Regions from separate parts of the Homo sapiens genome. Here region 1 is linked to region 2. Evidence: read pairs that join two places in POLR2A ChIA-PET (ENCODE). Cell type or tissue: HepG2. All regions are shown on one strand. Links, peaks and the distances in the headings refer to the core of each region. The heading gives the core; the rest is flanking DNA.

Region 1 (10,035 bases), core at 1,022-9,021, 160 kb before region 2:
TTGCAGTGAGCTGAGATCATGCCACTGCACTCGAGCCTCTGTGACAGAACAAGACTCTGTCTCAAAAACAAAAACAAAAACAAACTTAGAATGTTGGCCAGTGTGGTGGCTCATGCCTATAATCCCAGTGCTCTAGGAGGCAGAATGCTCTAGAGGGTGGAAGCGGGAGGATTGCTTGAGGTCAGGAGTTTGAAACCAGCCTAGGCAAGGTAGTGAGACCTCTGTCTCTAAACAACAACAACAAAACAGCTGGGCGTGGTGGTGCACACCTGTCGTCCCAGCTACTTGGGAGGCTGAGGTGGGAGGATCAGTTGAGGCCGGGAGTTCAAGATCAGCCTGGGCAACATAGTGAGACCCTGTCTCTACCAAAAAAAAAAAAATTAGACATATGCAGTGGCATGTGTCTGTAGTCCCAGCTGCTCAGGAGGCTGAGGTGGGAGGATCCCTTGGGCCCAGGAAGGTTGCAGTGAGAAATGATCACACCACTGCACTCCAGCCTGTGTGACAAAGCAAGACCCCATCTCTTAAAAACAAAACCAAACCACACAACAACTTGGAATGTTGAAAGAAGTTCATTATGTGTTTCCATTTTATGATGAACTATTTCTTTAATTTTTACTCTTTTTAGTTACTGTTTCTTTTTTTTTTTTTTGCGATGGAATATTGCTCTGTCGCCCAGGCCGGAGTGCAGTGGCGTGATCTTGGCTCACTGCAAGCTCCACCTCCCGGGTTCAAGCGATTCTCATGCTTCAGCCTCCCGAGTAGCTGGGACTATAGGCGCCCACCACCACACCCAGCTAATTTTTGTATTTTTAGTAGAGACGGGATTTCACCATGTTGACCAGGCTGGTCTCAAACTCCTGACCTTAAGTGATCCATCCGCCTCAGCATCCCAAAGTGCTGGGATTACAGAGTGAGCCACCGCACCTGGCCTCATGTCTTGTCTTACCTACGGCTTTCCCCCTCTTTCTGCGTTTTCTCCACCCTTTACCGCTGAGTCAGCCTCTGTATACCATTATTCATGATGGGAACTCAGCTTGTCTGACAGTTGGTTTTAAGGCACAATTAGAAAATATTCCTTGATAGTACAATGAGTTTGCAGTTTTTAAGTTGTGGTTTTGGCCAGAGATATTAATAAGGGTTTGGACGTTGAGTGGAATACTAAGAATAAGAAAGGGGATGTGCTTAAAATACATCTCATGTGCCTTCTGTTTAATTACACGGTAATTTGTAAAAGAGACTGGTTTCTGTGGCCTTGAATACTAATATAGACTTTCCCTCACCACAGCTTATCTTCGAGTCATAAACACAGAGGCATGCATAGTTCACACATCTCCATGTATTTTCTGTTTCCAAGGAAGATATGATCACTCTGAAGAACCAAAAGATGAGTCACTCTGAAAACTTTTCTTCCTTTGTCTTAATGTCATGACTGTCTTAACAATTGACTGTGTTTATTTCAGCAACATTTATCTTTAGTCTCTTCTCTTTGGCTCAGTCAGATGTTTTCAGTTTCACCCAGCACGGACCACAGCCATATTACCTCCTATATCCCAGTGGATAACTTCTGCAGGAAAACTTCAGCTACTTGACACTCTTGGGAAACGAGCTGGGTGTTCCTGATAAGAAAGGTTTACCAGAATCTTGTAAAGATGGTTTCTCTAATAATAGCTAACATATTTATAAGCGTGCTATGTTTTAGAACATGGGTGTCCAAACTTTTGGCTTCCTTGGGCCACATTGGAAGAATTGTCTTGGACCACATATAAAATACACTAACACTGGCCGGGTGCGGTGGCTCACGCCTGTAATCCCAGCACTTTGGGAGGCCAAGGCAGGTGGATCACGAGGTCAGGAGATGGAGACCATCCTGGCTAACACGGTGAAACCCCGTCTCTACTAAAAATACAAAAATTAGCCGGGCGTGGTGGTGGGCACCTGTAGTCCCAGCTACTCGGGAGGCTGAGGCAGGAGAATGGCGTGAACCTGGGAGGTGGAGCTTGCAGTGAGCCGAGCTTGCAGTGAGCCGAGATTGCACCACTGCACTCCAGCATGAGCGAGAGAGTGAGACTCCGTCTCAAAATAAATAAATACATAAATAAATAATAAAATAAAATAAAACTAATGATAACTGATGAGCTAAAATAAATAAATAAAGGTCCGTGTATAATTTTTGTGATATCTGCCACCACAGATAAGCCAAAAAGTCCTCTTATTCAAAGGGTTGGACATGGCTGTTTCAGTAACTTCATTACAGGCTTTGTGAACATTATCTCATGTAATCCTAAAACAAAACAAAACAGAACAAAATGACTTTCCCTGTCTCGATTTCCTGAGTGATCTTTGTAAACATCAGCTATTACAGTGTGCTCTTTTGTGTAGATTTCAGGTGTATGTGACTCTTGTAAGCATTCAGCTTACCACTGTTTATTGAGTGATTATTATGTGCCAGATACAGCTCTGGACACAGGTGTGACTAAAACAAACTCCCTGCCCTCAAGGTGCTTATATTCTGGAGGTGGGAGGAGGACCCTGACAACAGCATGGAAATATACAAATATAATATAATGTCAGGTAGCCACAAATATAGCAGGATATAGGGACAGCGAGTGGGGGTGGGGAGAGTGGTGGCGGAAGACCCTTGAGGAGGCGACAGTTGAGCAGAGACCTGGATGAATCGTGGGAGCAAGGCTTGTAGATATTTGGCAAAAGAGCCATTTGATTGTGACTTACGTGGTTCTCCCTCTTCTGCTTTCTATAGTTTTCCTGTCTCCTGGCAGTCAGTGCCAGGAAAGAATTTAGTTGGGCCAGACCAAGGGAAGCCAGACCTAGAAAGGAGGCAAAGCTACAGGTGCAGAGCAGAGATTGCTAAGGTCTTAGCCGCGGGCTGCGGGAGCGAGCCTGGGCGGGCGGGTAAGGCTGTGGAACCGGAGTCTGGAGAGTCTGCTGGCTGCGCACAAACACGGCTGTGCTTCTGGGCAGATGAATGGAGGGCAAGCCAGCCCCGGGCAGAAGATAGAACAGAGAGGAAGCTGGGGAGCCGGGTGCAGTAACTCGAAATCCCAGCACTTTAGGAGGCCGAGGAGGGCGGATCCCTTGAGGCTAGGAATTCCAGAGCAGCCTGGGCAACATAGGGAGAGTCTGGGTGTGGTGGCCTGCGCCTGTAAACCCAGCTACTCGGGAGGCTGAGGCAGAAGGATCGCTTGAGCATAGGAGTTTGAGGCTGCAGTGAGCTATGATTGTGCCACTGTGCTACAGCCTGGATAGTAGAGTGAGACTCCATCTCTAAAAAATAGAAATAAGAAAAAGAGGAAGCCAGGTGCAGGCTCAGGAGGCTGACGCAGGAGGATCACTTGAACCCAGGAGGCTGACGCAGGAGGATCACTGGAACCCAGCAGTCTGAGACTAGCGTGCAAGGATCACCCCTGTGAATAGCCACTGCACTCTAGCCTGGGTGACATAGCGAGACTCTGTCTCCTCCTCCCCATAATAATAATAATAATAATAAAGAGGAATCTGGTGCTGGCATAGAGGTACAGGCTGGATGGGAGGGTGGTCAGGATGGGGCAAGGGGCCGAGACCACAAATGGTCCTGCTCCTGGGGCTTAGAACGGGACCTGGTTCTCCAGGGAGGTGAAGAGGAGCAAGGCCAGAGCTCAGCAGCAGAAGCTGTGGTTTAAGAGAGAGGCTTGATTATAGATGTTAGGAAGTCAAGAGCCCAGTGCCTAGAACCTGGGCTGCAGACGGGGAATGAGGCTTATGGCTCCGTAATGGTGATGTAATGCTGACACCTCAGCTGTGGCACCACAGAGTCCTGTGTTACCCCTCCCTGTGCCCACACAAGATTACCAGAAACTACTTTGCATCCCATTGAATGCAATCTGCTCTGTGCCTCTTTTGTAAAATCTGCCCATTTACACATGGTGTTGCCACCCCAGCCTGGGAACTGAGCAGCAAGAGGAAGCCTCCCACCCGCCCCACTCCCAAGTAGCGTTTCCTTTTCCGGCTCCCACAGGCCCATTACATAACCTTTCTTAGGGCCCTCTGCACAGAGCTGTAATCTTTGGTAGAGGGGCAGGCTGTGCTTTAGAAGCCCGGAGCTCAGGCTGGGCGCGGTGGCTCACACCTGTAATCCCAGCACTTTGGGAGGCCGAGGCAGGTGGATCTCTTGAGGCCAGGAGTTCAAGACCAGCCTGGCCAACATGGCAAAACCCCGTCTGTACTAAAAATACAAAAAAATTTGCCAGGTGTGGTGGTGCATGCCTGTGATCCCAGCTACTCAGGAGGCTGAGGTGGGAGGATTGCTTGAGCCCAGGAGGTGGAGGTTGCAGTGAGCTGTTGCAACAGGGAACAACAGAGTGAGACTCTGCCTCAAAAAAAAAAAAAAAATAAAAAAATAAAAGGCCAGGCTAGGTGGCTCACGCCTGTAATCCCAACACTTTGGGAGGCTGAGGTGGGTGGATCGCCTGAGGTCAGGAGTTCGAGACCAGCCTGGCCAACATGGAGAAACCCCGTCTATACTAAAAATACAAAAATTAGCTGGGCATGGTGGCGGGCACCTGTAGTCCCAGCTACTCAGGAGGCTGAGGCAGGAGAATGACGTGAACCCGGGAGATGGAGCTTGCAGTGAGCTGAGATCACGCCACTGCACTCCAGCCTGGGTGACAGAGCGAGACTCCATCTCAAAAAAAAAAAAAAAAAAAAAAGAAGCCCAGAGCTCAAGATCTGGTCAGACTCCCTGGTTTGAACCTTGGCTCCTCTTGGGCAAATTACGCAACCTCAGTTACTTCATCTGTAAAACGGAAATTATAATAGTACTTACCTCTGCAGGATTCTTGTGAAGATAAAAGCCACAGAACAGTGGCTGGGCCCCAGAAGTGTTAGTGCTTTTGACGTTTCTGTAACCTTCACTAAACGTGACACCCTCCGGGGCCATTGTAGGCATTTTTGTACCCTCAGTGTCTAACATGTTACCCAGCAGGCACATGGATTCATTCAACAAGTATTTATTGAATGCCTTCTTCCAGGCCCTGGGATGCAGGGACATAGCCACCAATGAGACAAACTCCTGCCCCCATGGGGCTGACATTGTGCTGGGGGAGACAGACTGTAAGCAAGTGAACAAGGACACAAATAATACAGTTTCAGGCCAGGTGCGGTGGCCTACACCTGTAATCTCAGCACTTTGGTAGGCCAAGGTGGGCAGATCACGAGGTCAGGAGTTCGAGATCAGCTTGACCAACATGGTGAAACCCCATCTCTACTAAAAATACCAAAATTAGGCAGGTGTGGTGGTGCACATCTGTAATCCCAGCTACTCAGGAGGCTGAGGCAGGAGAATCGCTTGAACCTGGGAGGAGGAGGTTGCAGTGGGCCGAGATCATGCCACTGTACTCCAGCCTGGACAACAGAGCGGGACTTTGTCTACCACCGCACCCTCCCCGCCAAGAAGAACAATTTCAGCTAGTGATAAGTGGTATAAAAAAATAAGTTGGGGTCCTGTAATCGAGTGACCTAAGATGTGTGAGATACATGGTTGGTGGTTTTTTTGTTTGTTCCTTTGTTTTACTTTTTATTTTTTTGAGATACAATCTTGCTGCTCTGTTGCCCCAGGCTGCAGTGTTGTGGTGTGATCATAGCTCACTGCAGCCTCCAATTCCTGGGCTCAAGGGATCCTCCTGCTTCAGCCTCCCAAGTAGCTGGGACTACAGATGTGTGCCACCACACCCAGCCACCCAGCTAATTTTTAAATTTTTTGTAGAGACAGGGTCTCACTTTCTTGCCCAGGCTGGTCTTAAATTCCTGGCCTCAAAGGATCCTCCTGCCTCAGCTGCCTCCCAGAGTGTTGGGATTACAGGCCTGAGCCACCGTGTCTGGCTGGGGGTGCTATTTTAAAAAGAATGGACAGAAAATTTCTGCGAGGATTTGACGTTTGAACAATGGTCTTATCTAAGCGACAATCTGAGAGACAGCTGTCCAGACACAGGGAGCAGCAAGTACTAGCATGGCCTCTTTGTGTTTGAGCCAGGAGAGGAATAAAGGTGAGGGTGAGGGAGGCAAGAGGTAAGCAGAAGGTAGGGAGGCCAGGGAGGGGAAGGAGGGTGATGGAACGAACGTACCGGACAGGGCGTGGAAAGCGTTCGGGGCCTGGCTGGGAGTTTGGGATATGTCCTTTTTGCAATGGGAGCCACTGAGAGTTCTAAAACCAGAAGTGACATAATCTGATTCATGTTTCTTGGCTGTGTGCAGAGCTTTGCAAGAATGGCAACAGGGATAAAAGTCCTGAGACCAGGGAAAACCCAAGGGTCTTGGATTTGTGTGGATGGCTGAGGTAAAGGAGACTCATTCCATGGCCTTTTCTGGAAAGCTGGGTCATCTGTTACCAGTTTTATTGATTGTCTTCTGTAGCAGGTTGAATAGTGTCCCCTCAAAATCTGTGTCTGCCTGGAACCTCAGAATCTGATTGTATTTGAAAATAGGGGTGTTTTTTTTTTTTTTTTTTTTTTTTTTTTGAGACAGGATCTCACTCTGCTTGCCCAGGCTGGAGTACAGTGGTGCGATCACAGTTCACTGCAGCCTTGACTTCCCAGGCTCAGGTGATCCTCCCACCTCAGCCTCCCGAGTAACTAAGACTACAGGCTTGCACCACCATGGCTGGCTAATTTTTGCATTTTTAGTGGAGACAGGGTTTCGCCATGTTGCCCAGACTGGTCTCAAACTCCTAGACTCAAGTAATCCACCTGCCTCGGCCTCCTAAAGTGCTGGGATTACAGGTGTGAGCCACTGCACCTAGCCGGCAGTAGGGTTTTTGCAGATGTAATTAGTGAAGGGCCTCAAGATGAAATAATCCCGAAATTAGAGTGGGACCTGTATCCAATGACTGATGTCCTTATAGGAAGGGGAGCGGACATAGAGAGACACAGGGAGAAGATAGCCCCTTGAACATGGAGGCAGAAGTTGGGGTGTTGCAGCCACGAGCCAGGGAACGCCTGGGGCCACCAGAAGCTGGAAGAGGCAAGGACAGATTTCCTCCAGAGCATGGCCCTGCTGATACCTTGATTTTGGGCTTCTACCCTGCAGAACTGCGGGAGAACACATTTCTGTTGCTTTAGGCACTTGGTGATACTGTGTTTCTGCAGCCCTAGGAAACTAATGCACCTCCTAAGCATCACTGGTTTCTTAGGAATATTTGCATTGGGGTGCAGGCATGAGAGAGGCCTCATCAGGAAGACTGGCCATTCTATAGACCTTCCTTAAGCCCTGGAGAGGTGGGTGGTCTTACCAGGAACTCAAAGGAGCTCTAAGATCCCAGAGGAGGTCCCTGAGAACGAATGAACAAATGAATGAATGAAAGGGCCCAAGGCCGAGTGCGGAGGCTCGGGCCTGTAATCCCAGCACTTTGGGAGGCCGAGGCGGGCGGATCACTTGAGGTCAGGAGTTGGAGACCAGCCTGGCTAGCATGGCGAAACCCCATCTCTACTAAAAATTACAAAATTTAGCTGGGCGTGGTGGCACACATCTGTAATCCCAGCTGCTGGGGAGGCCAAGGCAGAGAATTGCCTGAACCTGGGAGGCGGAGGTTGCAGTGAGCGGAGATCTCGACACTGCACTCCATCCTGGGCGGCAGAGCGAGACTCTGTCTCAAAAAAAGAAAAAAAGAAAAAAAAAGAAGAGAAAAGAAAAAAGAAAAACAAAGATCCTAAGACAGGGCTGTGTCTGACCTTCAGGTCACTCAATAGCCCTAGCCATGAACGTTGTAATTGACCCTCTGCAGCACATAGACCTCTAGTCAGTGCAGCCACCATCATTCCGCTGTGTGCCTTCTAAGCTGTTCTGGGTTGTAAGATCTTTGTTAGAATTTGGATAAAGAGAACAGAGTTCTAAGTGACTTTTTTTTTTTTTTTTTTTCTGAGACAGAGTCTCGCTCTATCGCCCAGGCTGGAGTGCAGTGGTGTGATCTCCGCTACTGCAACCTCTGCCTCCTGGGTTCAAGAGATTCTCCTGCCTCAGCCTCCCCAGTAGCTGGGATTACAGGCACCTGTCACCATGCCTGGCTAATTTTTGTATTTTTAGTACAGACAGGGTTTCACCATGTTGGCCAAGCTGGTCTTGAACTCCTGGCCTCAAGTAATCTGCCTGCCTCGGCCTCCTAAAGTGTTGGGATTACAGGCGTGAGCCACCGTGCCCAGCTGGGCCTAAGTGACTTTCTAATGCACAGAATGTGTGAATTTTAGAATATGATCTTTTACCATCCAGTTTTCTGGACTCAGAAGTAACTTTTCCTTCCTCTCTTTTAAATGTTCATTAGGTCAAATTAGAACTGAAGAAGCAACCCTGAGGTATAATACTCTGCCCCAGCAACAAAAAGCAGTACTGCTGCTGACTTACGGCTACTATTCTGAGTTGAAAGTGCTGAAAAGAAAACTCCAGGCCATGCGCATTTAATTTGATTGTAATCCTGCCAGAGATCCACCTGCTTTGCTCCCATCCGTTTCCCTTGGCCTGTCCTGTAGAAAGGGACTGCAATTGAGCACTTTTTTAAATTAAAAAAATGACCTGCACTCTCCACAAAATACAGGTCCAAATGGCAGTAGCTTATTGGTCATCAGTTTCTCCTAGGAAACCTGGGCCACAAGTTTCTGGTTGGTTTCGGACACACAGTAGGTGCTGAATTAATTAAAGGTGTTTCTTTAATTCAGCCCAGAAGCATCTGATTTGCTTAGGAAATTGATTAGGCATATATTACCTGGATGATGTCAATTTCTATGTAACCATTTCTCTCCTGTGTAATTGATGAGCCTCCTAATGTTGATTTTATTTTATTTTACCAAGCACTGTATTTAGTTAATAAAAAATACAGAATAGGATTCAAAACAGCTGTGTTTGCTATTGGCATGGCCGTCACCCTCCTAATACCTGTGCATGTCATAATAGACTACATTTGCAGAAACAAAAGGTTAGGAATAAAAAGATGACTTTTGTCCCTCCAGCTGCCAGTGACAACCCACAGCCTCAGCTTATGGTATTTATTTAATCTTGTATCTGTGATAGGGCTCTGAGACACTTCTGTGAAGCAGATGTTTGAAGATCTGACAATTATGGAAGAAAATTTCTCATAGAAAAAGATATGTTCTCCAGCCTTGGGCGGGGGCCTGACATTACTCTTCCACATTTCACTCATTCATTTATTGAAAAATGAAAAATTATATATATTTATAATATACCAGGTGATATTTTGATATGTGAATACATTGTTGAATTATTATGTTAAGCTAATTAACATATCTCTCACCTTACATACTTATTTTTTGTTGATGAGATGGACATTTCTTTTTTAAGTATGCTTAAATGTGTTCACGGATTGTGTGAAATTTTTGGCATCCCGTTTCTTGATATACCACCTTTTGCCACATTTCTTGTTTATATAGTATGTATCTCAGCCGGTGATGAATCAAGGAAAAAGATAAAGAAAAACAAACAAACAAACAAAAAAGCAAACAAACAAGTTAAAACAAACCCAAAACCTTCTTTCCCAGTAGGCAGTAATTTGGGATGTAAAATGTATGAGGTAGGCAGGAGGAAGATGAAAAGTCTGTCTGAAATGAGAACTGTCTGTTGGCTTAATTCAGGTGATCACAGATTGTCTGTAGCCTTGAGCAAAGCCTAGAGAATAGTGAGGCTAGTAAAACACTAGCCCTTGGGCTCAAAATTTAAGATGGCACCAAAAAACTAAAAATCAGGGTAAATAATATTTTGATGCAATATTTTTAAAAAATAAAAATTAATGCACAATACTCTACAATGAACAAAATATCAAAATGCTAAAGACAGGCTCTAACCCCGCACTGGCAAACGCAACCTCACTTGTCTCCTTCTAATCCTGGCCTTGACCCCTAATAACAAAAAGTAAGATCATCTAGACCTCAAAAGGAAAAGTTGCTAGTCCCTCTAAGCCTTCGTTTGCTCTGGGTTTGAATCCAAACTCTGTTATGACCAACTTAGTGAAATCAGGCAAATTACTCAACCTCTGTAACT
Region 2 (10,035 bases), core at 1,039-9,038:
TTTTTAGACGTGATCTCTGATGTCTTCAACTTTTATCGTTCTGTTTTTAACCTTAGATTATTATAACCAGCCACCTACAAAATCTGCAATTTTCTCTAATAAGTCAGCACCTGTTAAAAAGGAGGTTGCACAAAACACTCCCATTTGCAGTTTGGAAGGATTATTATCTGCTTTGGTCTGTGAAGTGGAAAGTCAATGTTCTTATTCAATCTGTGTCTAATGGTGTCATTTTGAGGACAATGGAAAACAGATCATGTTTGATTCCTTAAGATGTGGCCACTGCTATTTGTGGTACAATTTGTGATCTGAGAGCTGCATGTAAAAAACACATGAGCAAAAAGAATATCCAGCACACAAGGGCTGGCTTTCTGATTCTCAGAGGTATAGTGACAACACAGCTTACCTCTGCATTCAAAGAAGCTAGAACTTACCGCGGATAATCATTAGTAGAAGACAGCTTAAAGTAGTGTCTGCTTTCTGGCTAGGCCTGATTCACAGGTGCTGTGATAAATTCAAAAAGACCTGCCTCCTCTGATGTGCTAGTATCAAGGGTGAGGGAGACAGTTAACCAAACTGGTCAAAAGCATTGTCAGCAAAGACCTGGTGCTGAATCATGTTGGGAAACTGGAGTTTGGAGCTAGAGAGGCAATACCAAGTATCAAGGTCTGAATGTCCACTTTGTAACCACTGTAGTAATAATTGACTCAAAAAAAAAAAAAAAAGCCATCAATGGATGCTAAGACCGTTGAGCAAAACAAGTATTGGGTACAGGATATATCACCACCAATGCTGGGTGTGTTAGCTCACACCTATAATCTCAGTACTTTGGGAAGCCAAAGTAGGTGGATCATCTGAGTTCAGGAGTTCGAGACCAGCCTGGCCAACATGGTGAAACCCCATCTCTACTAAAAATATAAAAAATAGCCAGACGTCATGGCACATGCCTGTAATCCCAGCTACTCGGGAGGCTGAAGCAGGAGAATCTCTTGAACCCAGGAGGTGGAGGTTGCAGTGAGCTGAGATCATACCACTGCACTCCAGCCTGGGTGACAGAGTGAGACTCTGTCTCAAAAGGAAAGGAAAGGAAAGGAAGAACAGGAAAAAAAAGACATGCAGAGAGGACAAACCAGAAAATAATGAGATTGGCTACCTACAGTGGGGGTGTGTGGAAACGGGGTAGAGATGGTGAGAGAAGCACTACCTCTGGGAGTATACCTTTTTGAATCATTCAACTTTTGAAATCATGTTAATGTTTTCCCCACTCAAAAATAATGAAACCAAATCAACAGGGATTAGGCAGGGGGTTGGTGGGGTGGAAGATACTAAAATAGAATTAAAACGAAATAAATGAACCTAACTGTATTTTAAAAGAAATAAAATAGCCACACTGAAAAGGAGAGAAAAAGACCTTTCCCAAGGAATTCTCAATTACACAGCACTCTGACTATGTATCCTCAGTCGGAAGACAATAAGAATTGTAAACAAATACTGAATTCTAAGTAATAAGTTTGTTTCTTACTGTAGTATGGGCTAATACTACTGAAACTATTTTTTGTGTAATTTAAGTTTGAGCAAATACACAACCCTAGGGCCTACCTGTAGAAGAAAATCACCATTTGCAACTATCATAATAGTAATTGATTTAGTAGTAAACATCATTGAATGCTAAAACTAGTATGTGAAAAGTTTGATGAGGAACAGGATATTTACATGGACTAAGAGTATTTCTCTGCAAGTGACTTACTAATGGAAAATGGAAATAGAAATAATTTTACAATAGACAGCCAGGCACAGTGGCTCACACCTGTAATCCCAGCACTTTAGCAGGCCGAGGTGGGTGGATCACCTGAGGTCAGGAGTTGGAGACCACGGTGAAACCCCATCTCTACTAAAAATACAAAAAGATTAGCCGGGCGTGGTGGTGGGCACCTGTAATCCCAGCTACTGGGGAGGCTGAGGCAGGAGAATCACTTGAACCTGGGAGATGGAGGTTGCACTGAGCCAAGAATGTGCCATTGCACTCCAGCCTGGGCAACAAGAGCGAAACTCTGTCTCAAAAAAAAAAAAAGAAAGAAAGAAAGAAAGAATTTTACAATAGACATACCTGGTGTATACCACCTTAACCAAATGTCTGTAACGTTATCAATCCTGGAACAAACTAGCATCAGAAATGATATGATGTGCTGAAAAAGACGCATCACCTCTTTAGTGTTCTTGTCAAAAACAAACAAACAAACAAACAAACAAAAAACCCATAAGCTAAATCTAATCATAAGGAAACTTTACACAAACTCAGATTGATGGGATTCTATAAAATAGCTGGCCTGTACTCTCCAAAATTGTTGAGGTCATGAAAGACAAAGAAAGGCTGATGAATTATTTTAGATTAAAGAAGACTAAAGAGATGAGACTACTAAATGCAGTATGATCCTGGACTGGAACCTAAACTGGAGAAAAAGAGCCCAAAGGATATTACTGGGTAATCGGCAAAATTTAAGTAGGGACTGAGGATTAGATAATAGTATTATATCAATGTTAAACTTCCTAATTTTGATCGTTGTTTTGTAATCAGGTGAGAGACTGTCTTTATTCTTAGGAAATTCACCCTGAAATATCTAGAGGTCAAGGGACATATCTGCAATGTTTTCTCAAATGTGAAAGACAAAGCAAAAGAAGCAAATGTTAACGGCTGGAGAATCTGGGTAAAGGGTGTTCAGGGATTTTCTGATATTTCTTGATTTTTTTTATATTCTTGCAATTTTTTGACATGTTTGACATTATATTAAGATTTAAAGTCACAATTATTTATTGATTTAAAAATTTTTTTGGGAGACAGGGTCTTGCTGTGTCACCCAGGCTGGAGTGCAGTGGCACCATCACGGCGTACTGCAGCCTCAACCTCCTGGGCTGAAGCAATCCTCCCACCTCAGCCTTCTTAGTAGCTGGGACTACAGGAGCACATCACCATGCCCAGCTAATTTTTTTTTTTTTTTTGTAGAGATGGGCATCTCGCTGTGTTGCCCATGCTGGTCTTGAACTCCTGGGCTCGAATGATCCTCCCACCCCAGCCTCCCAAAGTGCTGGCATTATAGGAGTGAGTCACCACACCCAGCGCAATGATTTTTTAAAATTAAAATTGAAAGAGCAAAAAATGGTATAAGGAATGTAACTAAAGATAAAAGAATTTTGTTATAGGCAGACAGTGTGTCTAAACTGAAAACCTAAGAGAATTTACAAATTATCTTAAATAGAATACTAAATAGTTAAAATGATAGCAAAATGATTATGTTCAGAAGGGTTACTGGCTATCAGATCAACTTACAAATATCAATGATATTCCATATATGAGTAATAATTAGAAAATATTAATCCCATCATCAATAGCAACATAACATTAAGGTACCCAAGAACAAATCTAACTTTTCTAGACGAAATTATTATCAAAGGACCTAACAAAGACCTGAACAAATTATAAATACTCCATGTGCATGGAGCAAAAGACTAAATACTGTAAAGAAATAAGTGATTTCCTAAATCAGTCTCCAAATTAAATGTAATTCCAATCAACATCTCAACAGGATTGTCATAAATTGTAAAATCAGATGGAAAAATAAAAGTCAAAAGATAGCTGAGACAAATTTTGAACAAAGAACAAGGAGGCGAAGTTCATCATATCTGATAACAAAATCATATGAAAGAATGTGGTATTTGCACAAAGATAGAAATAAACGTAAGCTGATCATGTGAATTTGATACATAATAGATAATGTGTCTCCAATCAGTGGGAAGGAAAGATAACTTTCTCAGTAAATGACATTAAGTGAGTTGACATTTCATAGGGAAAACTAAAATAATAGGCTGGACACAGTGGCTCATGCCTGTAATCCCAGCACTTTGGGAGGCCAAGGCAAGAGGATCACTTGAGTCCAGGAGTTCAAGGCCAGCCTGGGCAACATAGCTAGACCCCATCTCTGCAAACAATAAAAATAATTAGCCAGGCATGGTGATGTAGGCCTGTAGCTCCAGCTACTTGTGAGACTGAGGCAGGAGGATCACTTGAGCCTGGGAGGTCAAAACTGCAGTGAGTCATGATGGCGCTACTACACTTCCATCTGGGCAACAGAGAAAGACCCTGTCTCAAGAAAAAAAGAAAGAAAAGAATGGATCCCTACCTCACTCCATATTCAAAAATAAATTCCAAAAGTGTTTACAAACCTGACCATGGAAACCATTAAAATCATTTAAGAATATCTTATTTATGGATGCAGATGCATTTATATGTTACATAAAATACAAAGTTTATTTTAAAATGTGGACTAAGTTCACAATAAATTTATGATAGCTGTCAGCCAGGTGTGGAAGAGGAAGGGATTTCAACTATAAGTGTGAAATTTTCTCTTTTTTTTTTTTTTAAGTAGGGACAGAATCGGAATCAAATATGACAAAATAATTACATATGTTTGACTGGTGGGTAGTGGCTGTTTTTTGGCTTTTTGATTTTTTGTTTTGTTTTCTTTTTTAGATGGAGTCACCCTTTGTCACCCAGGCTGGAGTGCAGTGGTGTGATCTTGGCTCACTGAACCTCTGCCTCCAGGGTTCAAGCGACTCTCCTGCCTCAGCCTCCCAAGTAGCTGGGATTATAGGTGCATGCCACCACACTATGCTAATTTTTACATTTTTAGTAGAGACGAGGTTTCACCGTGTTGGCCAGGCTGGTCTCAAACTCCTGGGCTCAAGCAATCTGCCCTCCTTGACCTTCTAAAGTGCTGAGATTACAGGCGTGAGCCATGTTTTTTATATGATTTTTTATATTCTTGATATTGATCTTTTGAGTTTTGAAAAAGAAAATATTCATCTGAGTCTTCTGTTCCATGAAACTCAAACCTCTTTAATTCTTTGTGATCCACTGTTAGCCTCAGTCACTGGCTCTGCAGTTGTTTCCCAAATGTTTGGCTCCTTTTCCCCCTCATAATTACTGTGGGAATACAGTGTACGTCACTTAAAAAAAATAAGGCACAGCTTTGCTGTTTATTTACCTAGAGCTTTGTGTTTATGTTTGTTGAGTCCAGTGGATGGTGCCTTGGTGGGTGGATTGCTCATGACAGAGGATGGACAGCAATCTTGGGTCGTGGAGCATTTTGGTGGAGAACACTTGAGGAATCTGCCAAAAGCTAGCAGCTGGTCAGGCCCAGTTAGTAGGATTCTGTACTAGAATCAGAGAAATCACCAGCCTTCGACCAAATAGGGTCCAAAGCAGGGCTCTGCAGCCAAGTGATAACGGGACTTCGCTGTTCTGAACTTCCCCAGCTGTGTAAAGGGGAAAATGGCACCCACTTCAGAGAGAATTGAGAGGATGCAGTGAGATGCTGCATGTCAAATGCTTCATAAACCATAGTTCTCTTTTCTCTTTCACTTCAGTTATACCTCATGGGAACCACTTCAGAGTGGACTCTTGGAGATCCACAAATGGGGAAGTCAGTGTAACTTGGGGAGTCCAAGTTCTCACGTTTCTGAAGTCTGCAGTCCCTATTCCTTTTTCACCACCCAGAGGCATCCTCAGACATGAGTTGATAAGTCACGTCTCCAGGGACTTTTGAGTTCACTTTTTCAAAGTGGAGAAAGGAGTGGTTACTGGTGCAAGCAGCAGACCCTCTGCCTTGTGGCCTCCTGCTTGGAGGTTGGGGATTCTGGTTTCAGACACAGTCCTTCCTTGGGTTTTACTCATCTGTAAGGGATCCTGCTTGGCACAGCTCTGTTCCAAGAGGTGAGAGCCATCTATGCTGTTGTTCCCAGTTAATCATCAACAGAACCGTGGCAGAATGGAGACAGGATGAAGACTGTAGGCACTAGAGTCAAACCAGGTGTCTTTGAATCCCAAGTCAACTCCTTAGCAGCTAGTTAAGTCATGTTACTTCACTTCCGTGTGCCCCTGTCAAATGAGTATCATGATAGTTCCCACTCATAGGGTACTTGTGAGGATTAAATGTGTTAAGCCTGAAAAGTGCACAGAATAGAGCTTTGTACACATTTTAGACATTCAGCATGTTTTAACACGGCCATTGTTTTTCATGTTTTAACAACTTTACAAATGAAACGCATATTAGAGTTGATGGCATGTTACAATTACAAGTGGCAGCATTTTTTCTTTTTCGGTGGTATAGTTGGTGGCATCTTAGAATCAATGAATTAATTCAGCATGATATCTCCTTTTGCATAGGATATTGAGATGTACATCATGAGTGCATTTCAGTACTGAATAGTGTTTGCATATCAAATGTGAACACTGAACTGAATTCTGCCAAAGTCAAGTCATTGAATAATAAGCTATTCAGTTGTTCAGGCCTGGAAGGTTGTTTGTTAACTTTTTCCAGGGCACTGGCTGGCTTCCTAATAATGCAAATGACTTGATAGAACTCTGAAAAGGGAACCATTGAATCTTCTTCCCCTTGGACATCCAGAGCCATCATCTTTATAAAATGGATTTCTTACTAAAAATCCCTGGATGCCATCTATCTGATACACCTTCAAGGACAAAGTCTCAGCTAGTATTTTAGTTTTTTTTTTTTTTTAATGTGGGGCAAGGGGATAATAGGAGCTGAGCTTACAGAAAAGAAGTTAATGATTTCCAATGGACATGATTTCAAAGCAATTTCTGCCTTTTGATGCGCTGAAATCATTGCTTCCATCTGCTCCCCTACTTGTACACAGGGCTCTGCTTTTTAACCATGCAGTGTGTCAGCTGTTGCCCACCAAATTCTGCACTTGATCTTCTGAGACTGATGGCGATTCTCTATGAATAATATTAAGCTATTAAATCACATTTAAATCCTATTTCTCCACTAATACCTATTGAAGGCCTGTTTATATTCCATCAGATTTTTATGGCCATTTGGTACATAAATTTGTTAAATATAAACTTCATGGAGCTTCATCTGAAAATGTTTCATCTTGTTCCCAGTCCTGTAAAGACATGGTCATAAATACCTTTGGACTATGCAAACCATTATCTAGAGTAATTTTAATTATCTTTAGCTATGCCGATCAGATGATAATAAATAGATGTTGAAAAGCATCAGCAAAATGCCATCATGGAAGAGATACTCAGGGGTAAAACCAAATAATTGACCATTTGGTGCTGAAACATTTTATTATCATTCCTACAAAGGTTCAGAAATCTATCATGAGATTGGGTTTGTTATGAACTCAACATCACCTTGGTTGGGATGTCAAAACTAGAGTAAATTATTGAAATGAAATATGAAACATATTAAGGAACGTCCTCGGGAATGAAGGACACTGGAAAGACTGAATTTTCTAGTAACTTAATTTCGATCTATGGGTGAAGCTTTGTTTTCAGCACCCAGCTATATTTGCTTGGAACCATCTGGGTCTCTTGGAATAGATAATGTTAAACCAGATACACTAGTTGTACACGTGGTATGTCTTTATTGGGGGCTTTTGGTAACAGTTTAAGATAGAAAAAAAAGTATTGCTTTAAAAAAAAAGTGATCCTTGGTACTCACGGGTAACAACATTCTGCTTTGGCTAAGAGTTTACGTAACTGCATACTGTTCCCTATTTCTTTGTTGTTGTTGTTGTTTTGTATTTTTGTTGTTATTGTTTTTCTTTTGAGATAGAGTCTCGCTCTGTCGTCCAGGCTGGAGTGCAGTGGCCCGATCTCGGCTCACTGCAACCTCTGCCTCCTAGGTTCAATCGATTCTCCTGCCTCGGCCTCCTGAGTAGCTGGGATTACAGGTGTGAGCCACCACGCCTGGCTTGAGAGATGGAAGATCAGACTCGATTTGCTCATGTTGTTCCTAACCTTTATTCTAAACTGATAAAAATGTAAAGTCATCTGATTTCAAGACTGATTGTTCCCTTGGGTGTTCCTTAATTCCCTAGAGGCCGAGTAAATTCTTATGGTTTAAAGGCTCTTCCCCCTTGCTTTTCTATACTCCCTTGGGTTTGTTTTTAAAATGATAGTGTTCTGAACCAATTTTTTTTTTTCTTTTTGAGACAGAGTCTTCCTCTATCACCCAGGCCGTAGAGCAGTGGCACAATTTCAGCTCACTGCAACCTCCACCTCCTGGGCTCAAGTGATCTTCTCACCTCAGCCTCCCAAGTAACTGGGACTATAGGCACTTGCCACCATGCTCGCCTAATTTTTTAATTTTTTGTAGAGATGAAGTCTTCCTATATTACCCAGGCTGATCTTGAACCCCTGGGCTCAAGTGATGCCCCCACCTTGGCCTCCCAAACTGCTGGGATTATAGGCATGAGCCACCATGCCTGGCCCCAAATAATTTATATAAGCCATTTATCATAGTTCCTGACATATCATAGATGTTCAGTAAATATCAATTATCTTCCTCAGGCTGAGCATGGTGGCTCACGCCTGTAATCCCCGCACTTTGGGAGGCCAAAGTGGGTATCTTACTTGAAGTCAGGAATTCGAGACCAGCCTGGCCAACATGGCAAAACCCCATCTCCACTAAAAATACAAAAATTAGCCAGGCGCGGTGGCACACACCTGTAATCACAGCTACTCAGGAGGCTGAGGCAGGAGAATCACTTGAATACGGGAGGTGGAGGTTGCAGTGAGCTGAGATCATGCTGCTGTACTCCAGCCTAGGCGACAGAGTGATTGAGACTCCATCTCAACAAAAAAAGGAAAGAAAAAAACAGTTATCTTCCTCAATCCCTTTGTGTTAAGTTCCTAGTGGAAATTTGAGAAGTCCTTTATTTTACATTTAAAAGATAGGATGCTTTTAATGGTGCCTTAATTCATCGTACAAGAAACATTTGTTAAACATCTATTCGGCACCAGGGGTTGTTAGGCTGGTGGAAGGGACAGGTACTCTCATTGCAAGGCAGTGGGGTAGGCTCTATGGAGAACACATGCTAGAGGGTGAGAATGGGTAGACAGGCAAGATCGTGATGCAGGGAGAGACTGGTAGAGAACACAGGAGATTTTTGCAGTAGATCAGATGATAGAGAATGCAGCCCGAGATTTAAAGCAGTGACAGTAGAAATAGAGAGGAGACGCTGGGTGCGGTGGCTCATGCCTGTAATCCCAGCACTTTGGGAGGCCGAGGCAGGCGGATCACGAGGTCAGGAGATCAAGACCATCCTGGCCAACGTGGTGAAACCCCGTCTCTACTAAAAATACAAAAATTAGCTGGGAGTAGTGGTGCGTGCCCGTAATTCCAGCTACTTGGGAGGCTGAGGCAGGAGAATCGCTTGAACCAGGGAGTCGGAGGTTGCAGTGAGCCAAGATCACGCCACTGCACTCCAGCCTGAGAGTGATCTCCAGCACTCCAGAGTGAGACTCCGTCTCAAAAAAAGAAAAGAAAAGAAAAGAAATATAGAGGAGAGAATTAGGAAGACAGAGAGAGATTGGTGCCTAGTTAGGATGGAGCAATTAGCTCAGTGGTCTGAGATAATTCAGGTTTTTGTAACGAATGGGTGTTCGTGCTACCAACTAAGGCGAGGAATTTTTTTTAAGTGGTTTAGGAGATGCCATGGTGCCCCTCACCCCCAAATTCCTATGTTAAAATCCTAATCACCGCAAGGTGATGGCATTAGGAGGTGAGGCCTTTGAAGGTGCTTAGGTCTTAAGGGCCCCAGAGAGACCCCTTAGGTTTTAAGGGCCCCAGATAGACCCCTTGTCCCTTCTACCATGTGAGGACACAACTAGAAGTTGCTATCTGCCCAGGCATGGTGGCTTATACCTGTAATCCTAGCACTTTGGGAGGCCAAGGCAGGCAGATCATCTGAGGTCAGGAGTTCATGACCAGCCTGGCCAACATGGTGAAACCCCGTCTCTACAAAAAAATACAAAAAAATTAGCTGGGCATGGTGGTGGGCACCTGTAATCCCAGCTACTTGGGAAGCTGAGGCAGGAGAATTGCTTGAACCTGAGAGGTGGAGGTTGCAGTGAGCCGAGATCACGCCATTGCACTCCAGCCTGGGTGACAAGAGTGAAACTCCATCTCAAAAAAACAGAAAGAAGGTGCTATCTATGATCCAGGAAGT

The links. Peaks named below come from ENCODE experiments on the same cell type or tissue, not always from the same donor. Only the 100,000 strongest peaks of a DNase experiment are listed, where the experiment ranks them.
Region 1: POLR2A ChIA-PET joins it to region 2 with 6 read pairs; 7 of 35 experiments call an interaction of 5 or more read pairs at or near these places.

Annotation. Positions count from the first base shown.
Region 1 is chr17:67,430,425-67,440,459 of GRCh38, forward strand. All of the region lies in intron 1 of PITPNC1 (phosphatidylinositol transfer protein cytoplasmic 1), which reads left to right. It overlaps LOC124904046 (a long non-coding RNA gene), which reads right to left. Exons shown (of 3, transcript XR_007065881.1): 3 at 7,896-10,035. Among named protein-coding and RNA genes, the nearest start is that of MIR548AA2, 36 kb to the right of the region's middle. In HepG2, for the core only: no CTCF peak of the experiment used is centred there; no DNase peak of the experiment used is centred there.
Region 2 is chr17:67,588,899-67,598,933 of GRCh38, forward strand. The region is part of intron 5 of PITPNC1 (phosphatidylinositol transfer protein cytoplasmic 1); the gene reads left to right. Among named protein-coding and RNA genes, the nearest start is that of MIR548D2, 120 kb to the left of the region's middle. In HepG2, for the core only: no CTCF peak of the experiment used is centred there; a DNase peak (open chromatin) is centred at 5,813.